Linked DNA regions of Homo sapiens: region 2 is linked to region 1. A link is an interaction called in ENCODE POLR2A ChIA-PET data of the cell type or tissue named here. Cell type or tissue: GM12878. All regions are shown on one strand. Links, peaks and the distances in the headings refer to the core of each region. The heading gives the core; the rest is flanking DNA. Region 1 has its middle 13 kb from the start of SOWAHA. Region 2 overlaps RAD50 (RAD50 double strand break repair protein).

Evidence for each region. ChIA-PET counts read pairs that join two places held together with the same protein. Peaks named below come from ENCODE experiments on the same cell type or tissue, not always from the same donor. Only the 100,000 strongest peaks of a DNase experiment are listed, where the experiment ranks them.
Region 2: POLR2A ChIA-PET joins it to region 1 with 9 read pairs; 2 of 35 experiments call an interaction of 5 or more read pairs at or near these places.

The regions. Positions count from the first base shown.
Region 1 is chr5:132,792,524-132,808,506 of GRCh38, reverse strand. No RefSeq gene overlaps it. Among named protein-coding and RNA genes, the nearest start is that of SOWAHA, 13 kb to the left of the region's middle. RefSeq lists a silencer at 1-30. In GM12878, for the core only: a CTCF peak has its summit at 6,025; no DNase peak of the experiment used is centred there.
Region 2 is chr5:132,627,892-132,631,891 of GRCh38, reverse strand. All of the region lies in intron 21 of RAD50 (RAD50 double strand break repair protein), which reads right to left. It also overlaps a transcript of TH2LCRR not described here. Among named protein-coding and RNA genes, the nearest start is that of TH2LCRR, 26 kb to the left of the region's middle. In GM12878, for the core only: no CTCF peak of the experiment used is centred there; a DNase peak (open chromatin) is centred at 2,148; H3K27ac peaks cover 770 bases.

The DNA of each region.
Region 1 (15,983 bases), core at 5,446-9,445:
TCTGAATGTTTAATAAATAAAGTAGGGAAAAACTCCTCACAAATACCTTACTTAAACTTTTATTTATGCTTGTGCTTCTGAACATACTCTGCTTTAATATTTTAAGTGATAAGTTTATAGTTTGAGCAAACATTACAGTGAGGATGCTAATGACATCCAGTTCCCCAGGCTGCTTTTCAGTTTTGATGCCCTGTTGCCAGTGAGGCCAGAGAATCAATTCTTCCAGTGACCCAGCAGTTTGCCCGCAACATTAGGAAAATCAAATATAAAATGTATATTTATAGCAAGGATAAAATTCCATGATGTGTCTTGAACATGGAGAATGAAATAGGAAGGCTATTTGTTCTTATCTCAGTATCTTAAATATGAAGCAGATCAGGGTAGAGGCCCTCTGTAATTTTTAAAGCTACAATATTTAAATATAAAATAAAATAATTTCATAATCTTATGCTATGTTACATTACATTTATATTATTATTTTTGAGACAAAGTCTCGCTCTTGTCCCCTAGGCTGGAGTGCGATGGCACGATCTTGGCTCACTGCAACCTCTGCTTCCTGGGTTCAAGTGATTCTCCTGCTTCAGCCTCCTGAGTAGCTGGGATTACAGATGCCTGCCAATGGTATTTTTGTGTTTTTAGTAGAGACAGGGTTTCACCATGTTGTTCAGGCTGGTCTCAAACTCCTGACCTCAGGTGATCTGCCCACCTCGGCCTCCCAAAGTGCTGGGATTATAGGCGTGAGCCATCACGCCTGGTCTGTATTCTGTTCTGTTCTATTCCTTATTCCAATCCACACTACCCTCTGAACCCCATGCCTAGGCCCCACCAAGAGCTGTAGCGGATGCTTAATGTTTGTAAATGTCTTCTCCCCTACCATGGCAGTGCAAATCAGCTCCTTCCATTGCGTTTATCCAACGCAGCCTGCCACCTCTGCCCCCTGGTGTCTCACCAATACATCTCATCTGTAAAGAAGAGTTCCTCCGGTCCCAGGAGGCAGGAGCTCCAGGGACTTGAGGGGGATGGGCTGCCCAGCAGTGGCTGTAAAGGGACTTTGCCCAGATATCAAGCTTTTGCGGTCAACTTCCGGAACAAATCGTGCTTTGTTCTTGCTTCCAGCCCAGGGGAAGCAAAGGGGACCTCTCTCATGCCTGCAGCTTGTTAAGCCCACTTCTCTCTAAGGTCAAAAGAACTTTATTTCTAAATCTGAGTGAAAGTGTCAGCTCACGTGTTTCTGCTGTAGACTGAGTTTTTGACTCTGCAGTTCATTTTTCAGGCTGCTGCTTCTCTGATTGCTCAGACTATTGCTTGGTTGCTAAGTAGGGAGCCACAGACCTGGTCCACGGAGACTTGGAAAGCTGTGTCCTGGCTTCATGAATCTCCAGCAGTTGGTGCCCTTTGCTACCCATCTTTAATCATCCCTTTCAGTCCCTTGCCTTCTCAGGTATGAGGTGTTTTTTGTTTGTGGTTTTTTTGAGACGGAGTCTCGCTCTGTTGCCAGGCCGGAGTGCAGTGGCACAGTCTCGGCTCACTGCAACTTCTGCCTCCCGGGTTCAAGGGATTCTCCTGCCTCAGCCTCCGAGTAGTTAGGACTACAGGCGTGTACTACCATGCCCGGCTAATTTTTTGTATTTTAGTAGAGACGGGGTTTCACCATGTTGGACAGGATGGTCTTGAACTCCTGACCTCGTGATCCGCCTGCCTCGGCCTCCCAAAGTGCTGGGATTATAGGCGTGAGCCACCGTGCCCGGCCTGAGTTTTTATTTAAAAGAGTATACCTGCTCCCCTACCCCTGGGACATTTGGGGGGTCAGTTTTTCTTTTTCTTTCTTTCTTTCTTTTTTTTTTCTTTTAATGGGCAACACTTCATTCCATAAAATAGAATACGTGTTCCCTGGGGTCAGCTTTTCTTTCATGTGGGACACCGTCTGAATTAGGAAGGGCCTAATCTGAGAGGCCTGCAAAATGCTAGTCTTTTATTGTTGTTGTTGTTGTTGTTGTTTGAGACAGAGTCTTGCTATGTTGCCTGGGCTTGTCTGGAACTGCTGGGCTGAAGTGATCCCCTGCCTCAGCCTTCCGAGTTGCTGAGATGACAGGCAGCTGTCAATGTGCCTGGCTCAAAGTGCTGTTTATTTTTATTTTTATTTTTATTTTTTATACTTTAAGTTCTAGGGTACATGTGCACAACGTGCAGGTTTGTTACATAGGTATACATGTGTCATGTTGGTTTGCTGCACTCATTAACTCGTCATTTACATTAGGTATTTCTCCTAATGCTATCCCTCCCCCTGTCCCCCACCCTCTGACAGGCCCCGGTATGTGATGTTCCCCACCCTGTGTCCAAGTGTTCTCATTGTTCAGTTTCCACCTGTGAGTGAGGACATGTGGTATTTGGTTTTCCGTCCTTGTGATAGTTTGCTCAGAATGATGGTTTCCAGCTTCATCCATGTCCCTGCAAAGGACGTGAACGTATCCTTTTTTATGGCTGCATAGTATTCCATGGTGTATATATGCCACATTTTCTTAATCCAGTCTATCCTTGTTGGACATTTGGGTTGGTTCCAAGTCTTTGCTATTGTGAATAGTGTCGCAATAAACATACATGTGCATGTGTCTTTATAGTAGCATGATTTATAATCCTTTGGGTATATACCCAGTAATGGGATGGCTGGGTCAAATGGTATTTCTAGCTCTAGATCCTTGAGGAATCACCACACTGTCTTCCACAATGGGTGAACTAGTTTACACTCCCACCAACAGTGTAAAAGTGTTCCTATTTCTCCACATACTCTCCAGCATCTGTTGTTTCCTGACTTTTTAATGATCGCCATTCTAACTGGCGTGAGATGGTATCTCATTGTGGTTTTCATTGGCATTTCTCTGATAACCAGCGATGATGAGCATTTTTTCATGTGTCTGTTGGCTGCATAAATGTCTTCTTTTGAGAAGTGTCTGTTCATATCCTTTGCTCACTTTTTGATGGGGTTGTTTTTTTCTTGTAAATTAAATTCTTTGTAGATTCTGGATATTAGCCCTTTATCAGATGGGTAGATTGCAAAAATTTTCCCCATTCTGTAGGTTGCCTGTTCACTCTGATGGTAGTTTCTTTTGCCATGCAGAAGCTCTTTAGTTTAATTAGATCCCATTTGTCTATTTTGGTTTTTGTTGCCATTGCTTTTGGTGTTTTAGTCATGAAGTCCTTGCCATGCCTATGTCCTGAATGGTATTGCCTAGGTTTTCTTCTAGGGTTTTTATGGTTTTAGGTCTAACATTTAAGTCTTTAATCCATTTTGAATTAATTTTTGTATAAGGTGTAAGGAAGGGATCCAGTTTCAGCTTTCTACATATGGCTAGCCAGTTTTTCCAGCACCATTTATTAAATAGGGAATCCTTTCCCCATTTCTGGTTTTTGTCAGGTTTGTCAAAAATCAGATGGCTGTAGATGTGTGGTGTTATTTCTGAGGGCTCTGTTCTGTTCCATTGGTCTATATCTCTGTTTTGGTACCAGTACCATGCTGTTTTGGTTACTGTAGCCTTGTAGTATAGTTTGAAGTCAGGTAGCGTGATGCCTCCAGCTTTGTTTGTTTTGCTTAGGATTGTCTTGGCAATGTGGGCTCTTTTTTGGTTCCATATGAAGTTCAAAGTACTTTTTTCTAATTGTGTGAAGAAAGTCATTGGTAGCTTGATGGGGATGCCATTGAATCTATAGATTACCTTGGGCAGTATGGCCATTTTCACAATATTGATTCTCCTATCCATGAGCATGGAATATTCTTCCATTTTTTTGTGTCCTCCTTTATTTCATTGAGCAGTGGTTTGTAGTTCTCCTTGAAGAGGTCCTTCACATCCCTTGTAAGTTGGATTCCTAGATATTTTATTCTCTTTGTAGCAATTGTGAATGGGAGTTCACTCATGATTTGGCTCTCTGTTTGTCTGTTATTGGTGTATAGGAATGCTTGTGATTTTTGCACATTGATTTTGTATCCTGAGACTGCTGAAGTTGCTTACCAGTTAAAGGAGATTTTGGGCTGAGATGATAGGGTTTTCTAAATATACAATCATGTCATCTGCAAACAGGGACAATTTCACTTCCTCTTTTCCTAATTGAATAGCCTTTATTTCTTTCTCTTGCCTGATGGTCCTGGCCAGAACTTCCAACACTATGTTGAATAGGAGTGGCGAGAGAGGGCATCCCTGTCTTGTGCCAGTTTTCAAAGGGAATGCTTCCAGTTTTTGCCCATTCAGTATGATATTGGCTGTGGGTTTGTCATAAACAGCTCTTATTATTTTGAGATACGTTCCATCAATACCTAGTTTATTGAGAGTTTTTAGCATGAAGCACTGTTGAATTTTGTTGAAGGCCTTTTCTGCATCTGTTGAGATAATCATGTGGTTTTTGTCATTGGTTCTGTTTATGTGATGGATTATGTTTATTGATTTGCATATGTTGAACCAGCCTTGCATCCCAGGGATGAAGCCGACTTGATCATGGTGGATAAGCTTTTTGATGTGCTGCTGGATTTGGTTTGCCAGTATTTTATTGAGGATTTTTCGCATCGATATTCATCAGGAATATTGGTCTAAAATTCTCTTTTTTTGTTGTGTCTCTGCCAGGCTTTGGTATCAGGATGATGCTGAGCCTCATAAAATGAGTTAGGGAGGATTCCCTCTTTTTCTATTGATTGGAATAGTTTCAGAAGGACTGGTACCAGCTCCTCTTTGTACCTCTGGTCCTCAGCAAATGTAAAAGAACAGAAATCGCAACAAACTGTCTCTCAGACCACAGTGCAATCAAATTAGAACTCAGGATTAAGAAATTCACTCAAAACCGCACAACTACATGGAAACTGGACAACCTGCTCCTGAATGACTACTGGATAAATAATGAAATGAAAGCAGAAATAAAGATATTCTTTGAAACCAATGAGAACAAAGACGCAATGTACCAGAATCTCTGGGACACATTTAAAGCAGTGTTTATAGGGAGGTTTATAGCACTAAATGCCCACAAGAGAAAGCAGGAAAGATCTAAAATCGACACCCTAACATCACAATTAGAAGAACTAGAGAAGCAAGAGCAAACAAATTCGAAAGCTAGCAGAAATAACTAAGATCAGAGCAGAATTGAAGAAGATAGAGACCCAAAAAACCCTTCAAAAAATCAATGAATCCAGGAGTTGGTTTTTTGAAAAGATCAACAAAATTGATAGACCACTAGCAAGACTAATAAAGAAAACAAGACAGAAGAATCAAATAGACGCAATAAAAAATGATAAAAGGGATATCACCACCAATCCCACAGAAATCAAAGTGCTGTTTTAACCATTTCTTTAGTTATGAAATGGAGTCCCTGCTTGGTCAAGGTGGATGAATTAGCAACTCAGAGGTCAGACTTGTATTCCATGCAGCTTCCCATTGTATTAGTCTGTTATCACTCTGCTGATAAACACATACCCAAGACTGGGTAATTTATAAAGAAAAAGAAGTTTAATGGACTTACAGCTCCACGTGGCTAGGGAGGCCTCACAATCATGGTGGAAGGTAAAAGGCACGTCTCACCTGGAGGCAGGCAAGAGGAAACTTGTGCAAGGAAACACCCCTGTATAAAACTATCAGATCTTGCGAAACTAATTCACAATCACAAAAACAGCACAGGAAAGACCCACTCCCATGATTCAATTACCTCCCACGGGGTGCCTCCCATGACACGTGGGAATTTTGGGAGCTACAATTTAAGATGAGATTTGGGTGGGGACACAGCCAAACCATATCACCCATGCAGATGGGCTTGGAGATTACAGCACCAAATGTCTGGAAATGTGAAATCCACCAACAACATTCCTTGTTGAAACAACCTTGTCCTGGCTTTAGAGATGACAGGTAGAAATAACTCAATTATCCCCTAAACTCTTGTTGTACTAGTGTACCATGTTTGCTTGTCTTTAGAGATGGAATCTTACTATGTTGCCCAGGTTGGGTTTGGAACTCCTGGGCTCAAGTGATCCTCCGGCCTCAGCCTCTCAACTAGGTGGCACTACAGGCATGTGTCACTGCACCAGGCTTAGTATACCATGTTTAATTTGCCCTCTATTTAGCAACTTGGTTAAAGGTAGGAAAAAATCCTTAAACATCAGCTTATCGGGTTTCCTATTCAATGATTCCAAGAGCTAATTCACAGAGAGCTTAAAATAATTTGAAGTAAGCAGTAGTAAAAGACTGAATGTCAGGTGTTGATTGACAATCTCCTTTCTAGAGGGGAGGTGTTTCGGGGAGGAGTCAAGCTAGGTCTGTGTGGTGGAGGGAGCAGGACATGAGGTGGGCGGCAGGGTGGGTAGGCAGCCAGATGGTCTAGAGATTCTCAGAAGATCTGCTTGCTTGCCACTTTGAGACCATCAGCTATGTAAATATTGGAGAGTTTTATTTACAGCCTTCAGAGGAATAATTTGTGATACTGAACAACGAGCAAGAAACAGGAAGGTGAACTCTACCTTTGAGGGTGTGTGGTCTGGGGAAGAAGTCATTGATAGTACTGATTTTACTTACCTAACTAAGCATCAGTGAAATATTGGCAATGCTAAATGAAAACAGGGATGAATGCAGGTCTCCTTTCAGCTACCTATTCCCCGGGTGGCCCAAGTTCCAAAGAGTAAGAGTCTATGTCCTCATGAGTTGGGGTATAGCTCTAAATATTTGATAAATATTTACAATGATTAAATGGCAAGAATTTGTCACATAGTAGTGACTGTGGTCACTTTGAGTTTTTTTTTTTTTTTTTCAGAATGAGGTCCCAGGTTACTGTCTATGTACCTTATGTTCAATAACTATTGATAATGACAAAACAGTAACAATTCTTCACATGGCAGTGACTCTCATTGTATCAGAAGGCAGCTAGGCACACCACTATAACCACTATAACCATTACACCACCAACGCCACTCTCATCACTTGGATTTTTCCTTTTCAAAGTGGGATCAGAGGTTACTGTCTACATACCTGACTCTCATCCTAGGGTGAGAGTCAATTAACACCTTGGATATGTTACAGTAGGTTGAAGTGGTTTGAGTCTCATGATTTCAGGAGCTAGAAGTGGGGCCGTGGAGAGGGATGTTTTTCTGGAAGTTTTCAGAATGTAAACTTCTGGTTACCTGTTACCTTCCCAGATGTTGATGAATGGAAGTAAGCGTAGCACAGTTAGCAGCACAAACATTTCCACTACTAACCTTTAGGCAGGGAAGGTTTCTCCCCTAGAGCCCTCAGAGGGAGTGGGACCCTGTTGACACCTTAATTGGGGACCTCTGGTCTCCACAACTGTAACAGAGTAAGTTTCTGTTGTTTTAAGCTACTCGGTTTGCAGGAATTTATTATGGCAGCTACAGGACTTCAGTTCCAGATAAAAATGGCTGGAGCAAGAGCAAGGAACAGCAACAACAACAAAACACAGATTATGCTGGGGGCACTCAGCAGGAAGAAAGGCTCTGCTTCCCCCAGAATAAGTTTCTGTCTCTAAAACACAAGCTCTTGAGCATTTGTTTATTAGTGGTAAGAGGCTAGAGGCTGCAGCTTGGTTATTTATGCATGGCACTGTGTTTCTTCCTCTCTTCTTCCTTCTCCAATCTTTGTCTTCATTAGCAATGATGATAGAATTTCCTGGGCAAAATAATCCTTTATTTTTTAACTGGAAAATTTTGGCAAAATGTCACAATGTTCTAGTGTCCTAAAAGCTCAACATACTGGGGCTTAGGAACTTTCCAGGGGAGAGACAATAAGACCACAGTCTGCACAGAGCCTTCTGTGTGGCTGTGACAGCGAGGACAAAAACAATCACATTAATGTTGTTCGTTAGGATGGGGCTTTTTTGCTGCTGCTTTTTCATGGTAGTTTTTCACTATTCAGTCTAAATTTGTAAAGACCATTGTTTGTTTCCATTAAGAGAAACTGTTTATGTCTCAAAGTTAACCCATCCTAGGTACTATTTGTTATTTTCCATTCAGAAGATGTAGTGAGTTAGATGGTAGCCCCCTAAAGATAAGTCTATGTCTTAGAACCTGTTAATGTGACCTTATTTGGAAAAAAGATCTTTGTAGATGTAATTAAATTAAGGATCTTGAGATAAGAATATCCTAGATTATCCAGGCAGGCCCTAAATCCAATGACAAGTGTCTTATAAGAGACAGAAGAGGAGGGCCAGGCACGGTGGCTCACACCTGTAATCCCAGCACTTTGGGAGGCCGAGGCAGGCAGATTATTTGAGGCCAGGAGTTCGAGACCAGCCTGGCTCACATGGTGGAACCCCGCCTCTACTAAGAATACAAAAATTAGCCGGGTGGTAGTGGCGCACACCTGTAATCCCAGCTACTCAGGAGGCTGAGGCAGGAGAATCGCTTGAGCCTGGGAGGTGGAGGTTGCAGTGAGCCGAGACTGCACCATTGCACTCTAGCCTGGGCGACAGAGTGAGACCCTGTTTCAAAAGAAAAAAAAAAAAAAAAAAAGAGGAGAAGACACAGTGGGAGAAACGGAGAAGGCCAAATGAAGATGGAGGCAGAGATGGGAGTGATGCTGCCAAGAAAGCCCAGGAACATCTGCAGCCACGTAAAGCTGGAAGTATTGAGGAGGGATTCTCCCCCAGAGCCTTCCGAGGGACCGAGACCCTGCTGATACCTTGATGTTGGACTCCTGGCCCCAGAACTGTGAGAGAATAATTTTCTGTTGTATTAAGTTACCCAGTTTGCAGTATTTTGTTATGGCAGCTACAGGAAACAAATACCGAAGGTTAGAAGGAAATGGTGGGTTTACTCAAATCTTGCTGGAATGGAAGATTCTATCCTGAAATATGAGTGGCATTCCTCAGGCCTTTGAACTCAGATGACCTGAGGCTGTGAGGAGATCTGGCCCAGGCATGTCTCAACTAAAGCTATGGCTTTGGCTGCATGTTGGAGAGTCTTGACGTGTGGATCACATTTTAGGAGCAAAACTTCCCTATAGCATAAAGGTATTCTGACTCCAAGGAAGGCTCCTCATTCTACAAGGTATTTGATGTGATAAGACAGGCCAGTAGTCACCTTTTTTTTTTTTTTTTTCTGAGACAGAGTTTCACTTTTGTTGCCCAGGCTGGAATGCAATGGTGCGATCTCAGTTCACTGCAACCTCCGCCTCCCGGGTTCAAACGATTCTCCTGGCTCAGCCTCCTGAGTAGCTGGGACTACAGGTGCATGCCACCACGTCCGGCTAGTTTTTTGTGTTTTTAGTAGAGATGGGGGTTTCACTATGTTGGTCAGACTGGTCTCGAACTCCTGACCTCAGGTGATCCACCTGCCTCAGCCTCCCAGAGTTCTGGGATTACAGGCGTGAGCCACCACACCCGGCCCAGCAGTCGCTTTTTACAGCCCTTGGGAGGGGTGTTTCTTGTTAGTTCCTTTGAAAAACTCCTGGTCCCTGCCTCCTCCTTCACCCATGCACTTTCTGGCACCCCACTACCACTCTGCATGGCCTGCATCTTTCTGGAATCATCTTCCATGTGGCATTCCAGGTAGCCATCACCAAGCTGATAGAGTTGACAAGATGAAACACCTTAGTACTTCCAGTTCAGAGCTAAAAATACAAAGGATAATAGGTGGCAGCTCTTGTTTTCTGTAAAACCATTTCCTGATGGAGAAGATACATATATAAACAGAGATCTGCGGGAAGATGTGCTCATGGATAGACAGTAGGGTTGGTGGGGGTGCAGTGGCTCACTCCTGTAATCCTGGCACTTTGGGAGGCCGAGGCAGGTGGATCACTTGAGGACAGGAGTTCGAGACCAGCCTGGCCAACATGGTGAAACCTCGTCTCTATTAAAAATATAAAACTTAGCTGGGCGTGGTGGTATGCACCTGTAATCCCAGCTACTTGGGAGGCTGAGGCAGTAGAATCACTTGAACCTGGGAGGCAGAGGTTGCAGTGAGCTGAGATCACATCACTGTACTCCAGCCTGGGTGACAGAGCAAGACTCTGCCTCAAAAAAAAAAAAAAAAAAAAGAAAAAAAAAAGAAAAGAAAAAAAAGGGATAGACGGGGTATCTTTTAGCTGTCTGGGACACCCAGAGAAGGAGCCCTTTTCCTTGGGAGAGTCTGAAGGCACTTTGAGAAGACATGACCTTGAAGCTGAGACCAGGAGCTCTGCAAGCTGAGATGGGGGAGGAAATCATTCCTGGCAGAGGAGCACAAGCAAAGGCATATAGTGTGTTTGTGGAACAGCGAGAAGTACAGGGTAACAGACCAGGGATGAGGATTGGGGGTGAGTGAGTGCAGAAACAGGTTGAAGAGGGTGGTTGGTGCCAGACCATTAAGGGCCTTACACATCCTTGATGACTAAAGCTGAACATGTCCCAGCTGAACTGGTTATCTTCTTCCCTAACCCTCCTTTCCCTCCCCCAGGGTTCCCCAGCTCAAAAAAAGGCACCATCACCCACCCAATCTGGGTCTGGCAGAGACCTGGGCATCTGTCATGATTCTTCTTCACCCTCTTTAGTACCTCCTGAATTCCTCCTGCTCTCTCCATTCTTATGCCAGGCCATAATCAACTCAGCCTGGACATCTGCTGCAGTCCTCCCTCCCCTCTCCCTGTTGTACCCAATCTCCTTGCTCCCAGTCTGGCTTGCCTCCACACTCTGTTTTCTGCTTACAGCCGGAGCATTCCATTTAGAAAACAGATTTAACCATATCACTTGGCTGTCTGTGTAAAACTCCGTAAGCTACTTTCAATGGCTCACAATGCCCTCTATGATATAGCTTCTGATCAAAACAATGCATGCACAGAGGAGCTTGGAATGAAAAGTGGTAGTGTCCTGACACTGTGATCCCCACTTCCAGGCTTCCTCCCCATAGGACTTCTTTTGGCCAGTTCTGTGTTTTAGTACTCCTGGTGATGATCTCCATATCTTCAAATAGTATACTTATACTGATGTTTGTTGATTTATCAACCTTGGATAGCCTACTCTAACAAATAAGGGTTTTTGTCTCCCCCTTTTTTTTTTTTTTTTTTTTTTGAGAAGGGTCTCTCTCTGTCATCCAGGCTGGAGTGCAGTGGTGCAGTCAAGGCTCACTGCAACTTCAGACTCCTGGGCTCAAGTGTTCCTTCCCTGCCTCAGCCTCCCAAGTAGCTGATAGAGGCGCACATGATGATGCCTGGCTGATTTTTAGAATTTTTTTAGAGATGCTGTCTTGCTATGTTTTCCAGGCTGGTCTTCTCTGGCCTCAAGTGACCTTCCCACTTTGGCTTCCCAAAGTGTTGGGATTATATGCATGAGCTATCGTGCTTGGCTTTGTCTCTCCAGAGGATTCCTGGTTCCTCCTCAGGTCTCTTCTCAAATTTAAAAAAATATACTTAAACCTCAATGTCTGTCTTCATCAGTCTTGAACTTTTGACTTACCATTTTGTAAGATGGAAACTTTAGAGCTCCTACCCTCCCATCCACCTTCTGTGACCCAACCATTCCTTGTCTATATCTTGGCATACATTATGGAGTTCAATAACATTTACATTTCGTTTAGCTATAGTAAAATCCTCCGTAAGTTCTTTCTAAGTTGATTCTGAAAGAAAAAAAAGTTAACTTCGTAATAACCATGAAAAATGGTGTTGGCTGGGTACGGTGGCTCATGCCTGTAATCCCAGCACTTTGGGAGGCCAAGGCGGTGGATCACTTGAGGTCAAGGGTTCGAGACCAGCCTGGCTAACATGGTGAAACCCCTTCTCTACTAAAAATACAAAAATTAGCAGGGTGTGGTGGTGCATGCCTGCAGTCCCAGCTACTTGGGAGGCTGAGGCAGGAGAATCACTTGGACCCAGGAGACTGAGGTTGCGGTGAGCTGAGATCGCGCCACTGCACTCCAGCCTGGGCAACAGAGCAAGACTCCACCTAAAAAAAAAACAAAGAAAAGAAAAGAAAATTGGTGTTTACTCCAACCACCTCTGTGCTGTGTTTCGGTTTGCTTCATGTTTGGGTTTGGCCTTTCTTGTCTATTTTGTTTTTCTGGGAGTGCAATTAATTGCCTTTCTTCTTTTTTTGCATTCTATAAATTTGCCAGGCCATCAGTTGTACTATCTATTCTGTTGAATGCTCTGCCCCAACTCCTCACCTCTCTCCAAGAGCCTTGGAGACAGTCTGGCCTGGTTGCTCTCTTGACTTGCTGCACAGCTCTCAGCTCTCCTCCTGGGATTTCCTATAACTGCTGTCCTGGGTTGGATGCACTGTTTCTGAATGATGTGTCTTTTTCTTTTGCTTTGGTAGCTTTAAAGCATGCTATCAAGTAACTTCCTAAGAAAAGGTCCTTAGGGAATAATTTTTTTTAACCTTTTTGTTATAGAAAACTTCAGCCCAGGCACATCCCAGCACTTTGGGAGGCCAAGGCAGGAGGATCTCTTGAGCCCAGGAGTTTTTATTTTTTATTTTTCAGACCGAGTTTCGCTCTTGTTGCCCAGGCTGGAATGCAATGGCATGATCTTGGCTCACCGCAACCTCTGCCTCCCAGGTTCAAGCAATTCTCCCACCTCAGCCTCCCGAGTAGCTGGGATTACAGGTATGCACCAACACACCTGGCTAATTTTGTATTTTTAGCAGAGATGAGGTTTCCCCATGTTGGTCAGGCTGGTCTTGAGCTCCAGACCTCAAGTGATCTGCCTGCCTCGGCCTTCCAAAGTGCTGGGATTACAAGTGTGAGCCACTGCGCCTGGCTGAGCCCAGGAGTTTGAGACCAGCCTAGGCAACATAGTGAGACCTCATCTTTACAGATAATTTAAAAATTAGCTGGGCATGGTGGCACGCACCTGTGGTCCCAGCTACTCAGGAGGCTGAGATGGAAGGATGGCTTAAGCCTGGGGGATGGAGGCTAAAGTGAGTTGTGATCGACCACTGCACTCCAGCCTGAGCAACAGAGTGAGACCCTGTCTTGAAAAAAACAAAAAAAGAATTTCAAACATCTATAAAAGGAGATAAAACTATACCATAATGAACCCTTATATATCTATCCACCATTCCAATAATTATCAACTCTCAGCCAACCTTATTTCACCCACACTCCTAGCCACTGCTCACCTCTCCTGGATTATTTTTTCCCCCAGATATCATATCACCAGAAAATATTTAAGTATATGTCCCAGAAAGATAAAGACTCTTATAAAAAAACATAATAAATATACCATTAGCACACCTAAAAATTCTCAATGATTTCTTAATGTCATCAAATAACTGATCAGTGTTCAAATTTCCCTGATATATATATAAACATTTGCTTGTGTGAATTGGAGCCAGTTGCAATTGTTCGATATGTCTCTTGAGTCTCTTTTAATTTATGGTTCCTTCATCTCATTTTTTCCCTTGCAGTTTATTTGTTGAAAGAAACTGGGTTTTTTTTTGTTTTGTCTTGTAAAGTTTCCCAGAGTCTGGGTTTTGCTGATTGCATTCCTGCTGTGACGTATGACATAGTCCTTTATTCCCTATAGTTCCTGTGAGTTAACAATGAAATCTAGAGTATTGATCAGATTATGTTGTGTTATTTTGGGGGTACTTTCATAGGTAGTATTGTGTGCTCCCAAAAGGAGGCACATCATGTCTACTTCTCTCTTTTTTATGATGTGAGCAGCCATTGATTGTCCTTGTATAGATCCATTGTTTTATTAATGATTATGACATGGTGATGTTCTAGTTATGTTATCACTCATTTATTAGCTGCAGGATTCCTATGTTAGAGAGAAATTTCCCATTATTTACTATTTAGTTATCTTGAGGTCCCTATGGGAAAGGTAGAATAAATGCTTGATTCTTTCCCTTTATTTACCATTTTAAAAAATAATGAGTCCCTATCTCTTCCAAAGGCAAACTGTGAATTTTAAAATTTTTTCTCAATGTTTATCTCTTCTTTTGCCAGTGGAAACATTTTTTAGTTGACTCCAAGCCTCCTGCCTCAACTCTTCTTTGATATCTGAAACTTTAAGATGTCCCACTTCTATTTTTTATATTTTCCATTGTAGACCTGGAATAAAGTCATTGCTCTCATTTGTTTCTCATTGTTACTGGGTTCGTCATTTTTCTAGGCCTTTTCAGTAGACTGAGCTAGAAATGCATTTCTTTAAAGATAAGATATATCATTAACTCCTACAAAACTTCTAAATCAAATTGAAAACTAAGGAATTTTACTTAACCTCATGGATCTTATTTTTCTTTTCTCTCACACTCAAACATGAGGTAAGCTTTATACCTTTTAAGATGTCTGAGGAGGCTGGGCGCGGTGGCTCACACCTGCAATCCCAACACTCTAGGAGACCAAGCTGGGCGGATCACCTGAGGTCAGGAGTTTGAGACCAGCCTGGTCAACATGGTAAAACCCCATCTCTACTAAAAAACACAAAAATTAGCTGGGTGTGGTGGCGAGTGCCTATAGTCCCAGCTGGTTGGGAGGCTGAGGTGGGAGAATCGCTTGAACCGAGGAGGCAGAGGTTGCAGTGAGCCGAGATCACCCCGTTGCACTCAGCCTGGACGACAGAGTGAGACATTGTCTCAAAAATTAAAAAAAAAAAAATAATAATAATAAAATAAAATGTCCGAACAATTCATTATTCTCCCTTATGAATTGATGGCTTGGTGTAGAATTCTGGGTTGAAAATAGTTTTCTCTGGGAACTTTTAAACCGTTGCTCCATTTTCTTCTAAGTAACCAATGTTACTAATGAGAAGTCTAATGCCATTCTGAGTTTTGTTTTTCTTGCATGTGGCCTCCTTTTTTTTGTTTTGTTTATTTCCACTTGAGGGAGCTTTTAGGATCTTCTATTTATCTTGCAGTTCTGAAATTTCACCATGGCATGTTTAGGTGTGGGTTTCTTAAAAATAACTGTGAGGCCAGGCTGGATACAGTGGTCCATACCTATAATCCTAGCAACTTTGGAGGCTGAGGTGGGAAGATTGCTTGAGCCTGGGAGGCAGTGGTTGCAGTGAGCTGAGATTGCACCACTATACTCCAGCCTGGGCGACAGAGAGAGATTCTGTCTCAAAATAAATACAAATAAATTAAAGAGCATTAACCCTGATCTACTCCTAGTTGGGGAGATATAAGGGGGAATATTCAATATGTGGGCAGTCAATTCACCTCTTTCTGTTCAGTCCCCTTCTGCTGCCGGGTCTCCATGGCATCTGTGGTCTCTGCATGCAGAGGGAGGGGTGTCTGAATGGGTGGATACAGCCCCTCTGTGAGGGTTCTGAGCTCCACCCAATCTGCTTTAACCATGAATAGTCACCTTTCCACTTTCTATCTCCTAGAAACCTGTTGTAATCCTTTATCTTCAGATCTCTTCTCTTCTTTTCTGTGCTATTGCAAAAAGGAATATACTTTAGAAGTTTTCCTAGCAATGTCTGTCATGGCATCTTGGAAAGACAGGAGATGATCCTGAGCTGGGAGGCCCTGGCCCTGTCTCTCAGTACTCATCCTCTACCCTTAGCTCTTCTCACTTCCTGGAATGGGTCTCCTTTTCTCTTACATTGGGACCTTCTCAAATTCTGTTCCTTCATCTTGAAATAGTTCTCCTTTCCCACCTCCCATTCCATACAGACTTTGTGCCTGGTTAACACCTGCTGCAGTCTGTGCCCCTTCTTCAAGGGGTCTCCTCTGAGCCTCCACTAGATCAAGTCCCTCCTTATGTGTGCTTCCATCACATTCTCTACTTTCCCCATCACCATGCCTCCAGCTATTGCAGCTACTTGCTCAGTGCCTCTCTGCAGACTCTCAGCACCTTGAAGGCAGGATCTCACCTGCCTTGTTCAGGGCTATACTCCTGATTTGAAGGAGCTCTATGTAGTCAGCCAGGAGTCAATGTGTGACCGACTCAGCTTCTAGGAAGCTCCTGGTGGCAATGTGGGTGATGAACAGGAGAGATCCATGTCAGGGAGACCTCTGAGGAAGTACTGCTGGAGTCCACAGGAGATGAAAAAGTCCTGGATGAGGGTAGTGCCGGGAGGGGTGGG
Region 2 (4,000 bases), core at 1-4,000, 170 kb after region 1:
CATGGAAAGAAGGCAGCTCTGGGCTGGGTGCGGTGGCTCACACCTGCAATCCCAGCACTTTGGGAAGCTAAGGTGGGAGGATAGCTTGATCCCAGGAAGTCAAGGCTGCAGTGAGCTGTGATCATAGCACTGCACTCCAGCCTGGGTGACAGAGTGAGATCCTGTACAAGAACCCTATAGGAGCTATTGAGTGACATATAGTGGCCCAATTAACTTAACACGCTTTTATCACTTGGACTTTACAGGCATTTAACATCAAATAACTTACAGAATGACCTTGAAAGTCCATGACTGTCTGGTGAGGCAAAGATTTGAATTTCATGGGCTGCAAACTGTTATGGTCAAGTAGCCATCTGGCTAGTGTATCAGCTCCACCACCTGCCTGGAGTATGCACATCTCTCAGTTAAATGCATATACTAACTCATGCGAAGTAGTATGATTTCTTTGTGAAAACTGGCTCTTAAAGTGAGAGGCCAGGTGAGGTGGCTCACGCCTGTAATCCCAGCACTTTGGGAGGCCAAGGTGGGTAAATCACTTGAGGTCAGATGTTAGAGACCACCCTGGCCAACATGGTAAAACTCTATCTCTACTAAAAATACAAAAATTAGCCGGTGTGGTGGTGGGCACCTGTAATCCCAGCTATTTGGGAGGCTGAGGCAGGAGGATCGCTTGAACCTGGGAGGTGGAGGTTACAGTGAGCCGAGTTTGCAAGAATGAACTCCAGCCTGGGTGACAGAGCCAGACTCTGTCTTAAAAAAAAAAAAAAAAAAAAGTGAGACTCTCTCGGAGCTCAGAAAATAATGATTTATAAATTACTTTAGTCTGATATTTAAATACTCATTAAGAGTCTGAAAGATTTCATTAAAAATTTCAGTAACAATCGATTGCATTTTATGAGGAAAAATGATGGCTTTAATGGCATTTATATTTCTGGTAATCCATGAAAGTCTTAACAAGCTTGTCCAGCCTGCCTTATTTTGTTGTTCTGTTTTGTTCTAGGCTTTTAGCAGACTGAAGCCATGGTTTTTAGTTTTGTCTCTAGTGATGAGCAGAAAAGAGGGATGAGGAAGAGGCTTTACTGGTCCAACCAGAAAGAGAAGCTAAGAACCCATGACTGGATTCTCTCCCTTGGACACCCCACAGACCAATATCTCACCTTCCAGGAGAAGACCCTTCCAGCTCTTGCTTCTTTAAACCTATTAACTTAGTTTTCTTTAGCTAGACTCCCAAACATCAGCTTTTACAATTCAGCCTATGGTTCAATCACTATGGCAAGATAAACATTTGTTTAGGTGTGAAACACCACTGGCTATCTTTGGGTTTTGTAATCTACCCTCTTGAGGTTGCAGGAGCTACTGTGAAACCTTACTGCATCCATGGTCATGATAGAGATGGTGACTCTAAGGTGAGCCCTGAATAAAGCCCTCATCTGAAGCTCCCCTCGAATGCAGGGACCCAGGCTCTGAAGAGCCTCACAGAAAGCTGGCTACCTTGGATGCAAAACTGTAAAGGTTACGTGTTTACAATGAGTCTTAAAAGAAGCATGACCTGGCCAGGTGCGTGGCTCATGCTTGTAATCCCAGCACTTTGGGAGGCCAAGGCAGGTGGATCACAAGGTCAAGAGATCAAGACCATCCTGGCCAACATGGTGAAACCCCGTCTCTACTAAAAATACAAAAAATTAGCCGGGTGTGGTGGCAGGCGCCTGTAATCCCAGCTACTTGGGAGGCCGAGGCAGAAGAATTGCTTGAACCCGGGAGGTGGAGATGGCAGTGAGCTGAGATCGCACCATTGGAGTCCAGCCTGGGCAAAAAGAGCGAAACTCTGTCTCAAAAAAAAAAAAAAAAGTATTACCTAATATGCAACCTTCCACATCTGGGGAAAAATGAGAGTAGAACATTTTGGGCATGGGGTAGAACACCATATCTTGAGTGATATATTCTAACATCATTTAAATTGGTATATTGTATTAGTATGGGGTAATACATTCCAAATGATGGATAATTTCCCCCTTTTCATCTATGTGTCTCTGACCACTGCCAATGCTTATACTTAGTGATGTTTTTAGATGATTACTAATAACAGATGGTAATCAGCTTTTCTTGAAAATGCACTGCTGACTTCCTGTGTTACCTTAAATAGACAGCTGAACGCAACAATTACACTGACTGCATGCTTTATTCTAAGACGTGAAAGAATGAGGGAAATTTTGTACCTTACTTTCTTCTGGGTGAGAAGGCAAATTTAGGGCTCACCGTATAAATCTTGAGAAGGCCACTGTTTGCGAGCATAAGCCACAAAGACTCAATTTTGGGGAAATTTGTATCACCTCTTTTCATTTAGAAGAATCCATCTGAGTACCAGGTAAGAGAACTCAGTAAACAGCCTGGCTTTGTTCCTTAACAAGCCTAAATTGCTAGAAAGCACTCCTGTACCTCTCCACCCCGCCAGGCTCCACCAAGCTCCCTCATAGGTCCTCATTCTGCTCAGCATGCCTCTGTGACTGAGGCACTTTTCTCTGCTGAAAAGCCCTTCCTTCTTATCCCAGGCCCAGGTCAAAAACAGACTATGGAGCACCTACCAAGGTCTCCATCAGACAGACTGTCAGCAGTTTGGAGGAGGGACAGGGAAAGATATTCCTGTTTTCCCAGAGCCTGACAAGAAAGTGGCAGAGCAAGGGTTGTTGAATTCTTTTTTATTTTTTCTCTTATAGCCTAATCTTGGAAGTGAAGGGAATTCTTATTCCTGCTGCCACTGGTTCTCAGGGTATGCAGGGATAGCTGGAGAGCTCCTACGTATGTTTTTCTATTCAGTGAATACATATGAAACCCCAGGTCTGCAGGTCAATGGGCTGTAAGAGAAGAGCTGACCTTGCAGCAAAATACTTACAAGTAAAATTGAAAACAAAACCAACCTGCCTATTTAACTTGGTCCCTGGTCCACTCTAACCATTGCCCCATTTTTCTTGCTCCCCGTCACAGGAGAAGTTGTTATAAGAATTATCTATATTCTCTGTCTCCATTTCTTTTTCTTTTTTTTTTCTGAGACAGTTTTTTTCTCTTGTTGCCCAGGCTGGAGTACAATGGCACGATCTTGGCTCACTGCAACCTCCGCCTCCCGGGTTCAGGCGATTCTCCTGCCTCAGCCTCCTGAGTAGCTGGGATTACAGGCTAGGCACCACCAGGCCCAGCTAATTTTTGCATTTTTAGTAGAGACGTGGTTTCCCCATGTTGGTCAGGCTGGTCTCGAACTCCTGACTTCAGGTGATCCACCCGCCCTGGCCTCCCAAAGTGCTGGGATTACAGGTGTGAGCCACCGTGCCCGGCTGCTGTCTCCATTTCTTACTACCCATTCTCTCCCCACCCAACTTGACCGGGCTTCAGTTCCAACTGTGCCACTGACTGCTCCTCAGTCATTAACAACTTCCATTTTGTCAAATTTAAGGGCCACTTCTTAGTCCTTATCTTATTTGACTCCAAATAGCATTAGATTCTTGATATATTTGCTTCACTTGGTTTTCAAGATACCACATCTTTTAAAATCTTTTCCCACATCACCAGCTGCTTATTTACTGGATTTGCAAACATAACTAGTGGTGGGACCTTTCCCTTCTCTCTCTATGCTCATTCCACATGTGATCTCATCTCATGGGTTAAATGCCGTGGATATGCTGATGACTCCCCAGTGTACACCTTTCACTTGAACTCTAGGCTCGAGGTTATATATCCAACTGCCTGCTTGACAGCTCTGCTTAGATATCTACAGGCACTTCAAACTTAAAGTGTACAAAACGGAACTACTGATTTTCTCTCCCCAGTCCCACCCATTTTAGGGAATGGCAACCTGTTCTCCCAATATCCTGTTGTTCAAGCAAAAATATGTAGGAGCAACCTTTGGTTATTTTACTTTCCCTCCCTTACACTCAATTCAGAAGCAAGGCCTGTCAACTCTCTCTCCAGAACAAATCCCAAGTCTATCACTTCTCTCCATTTTCACTGC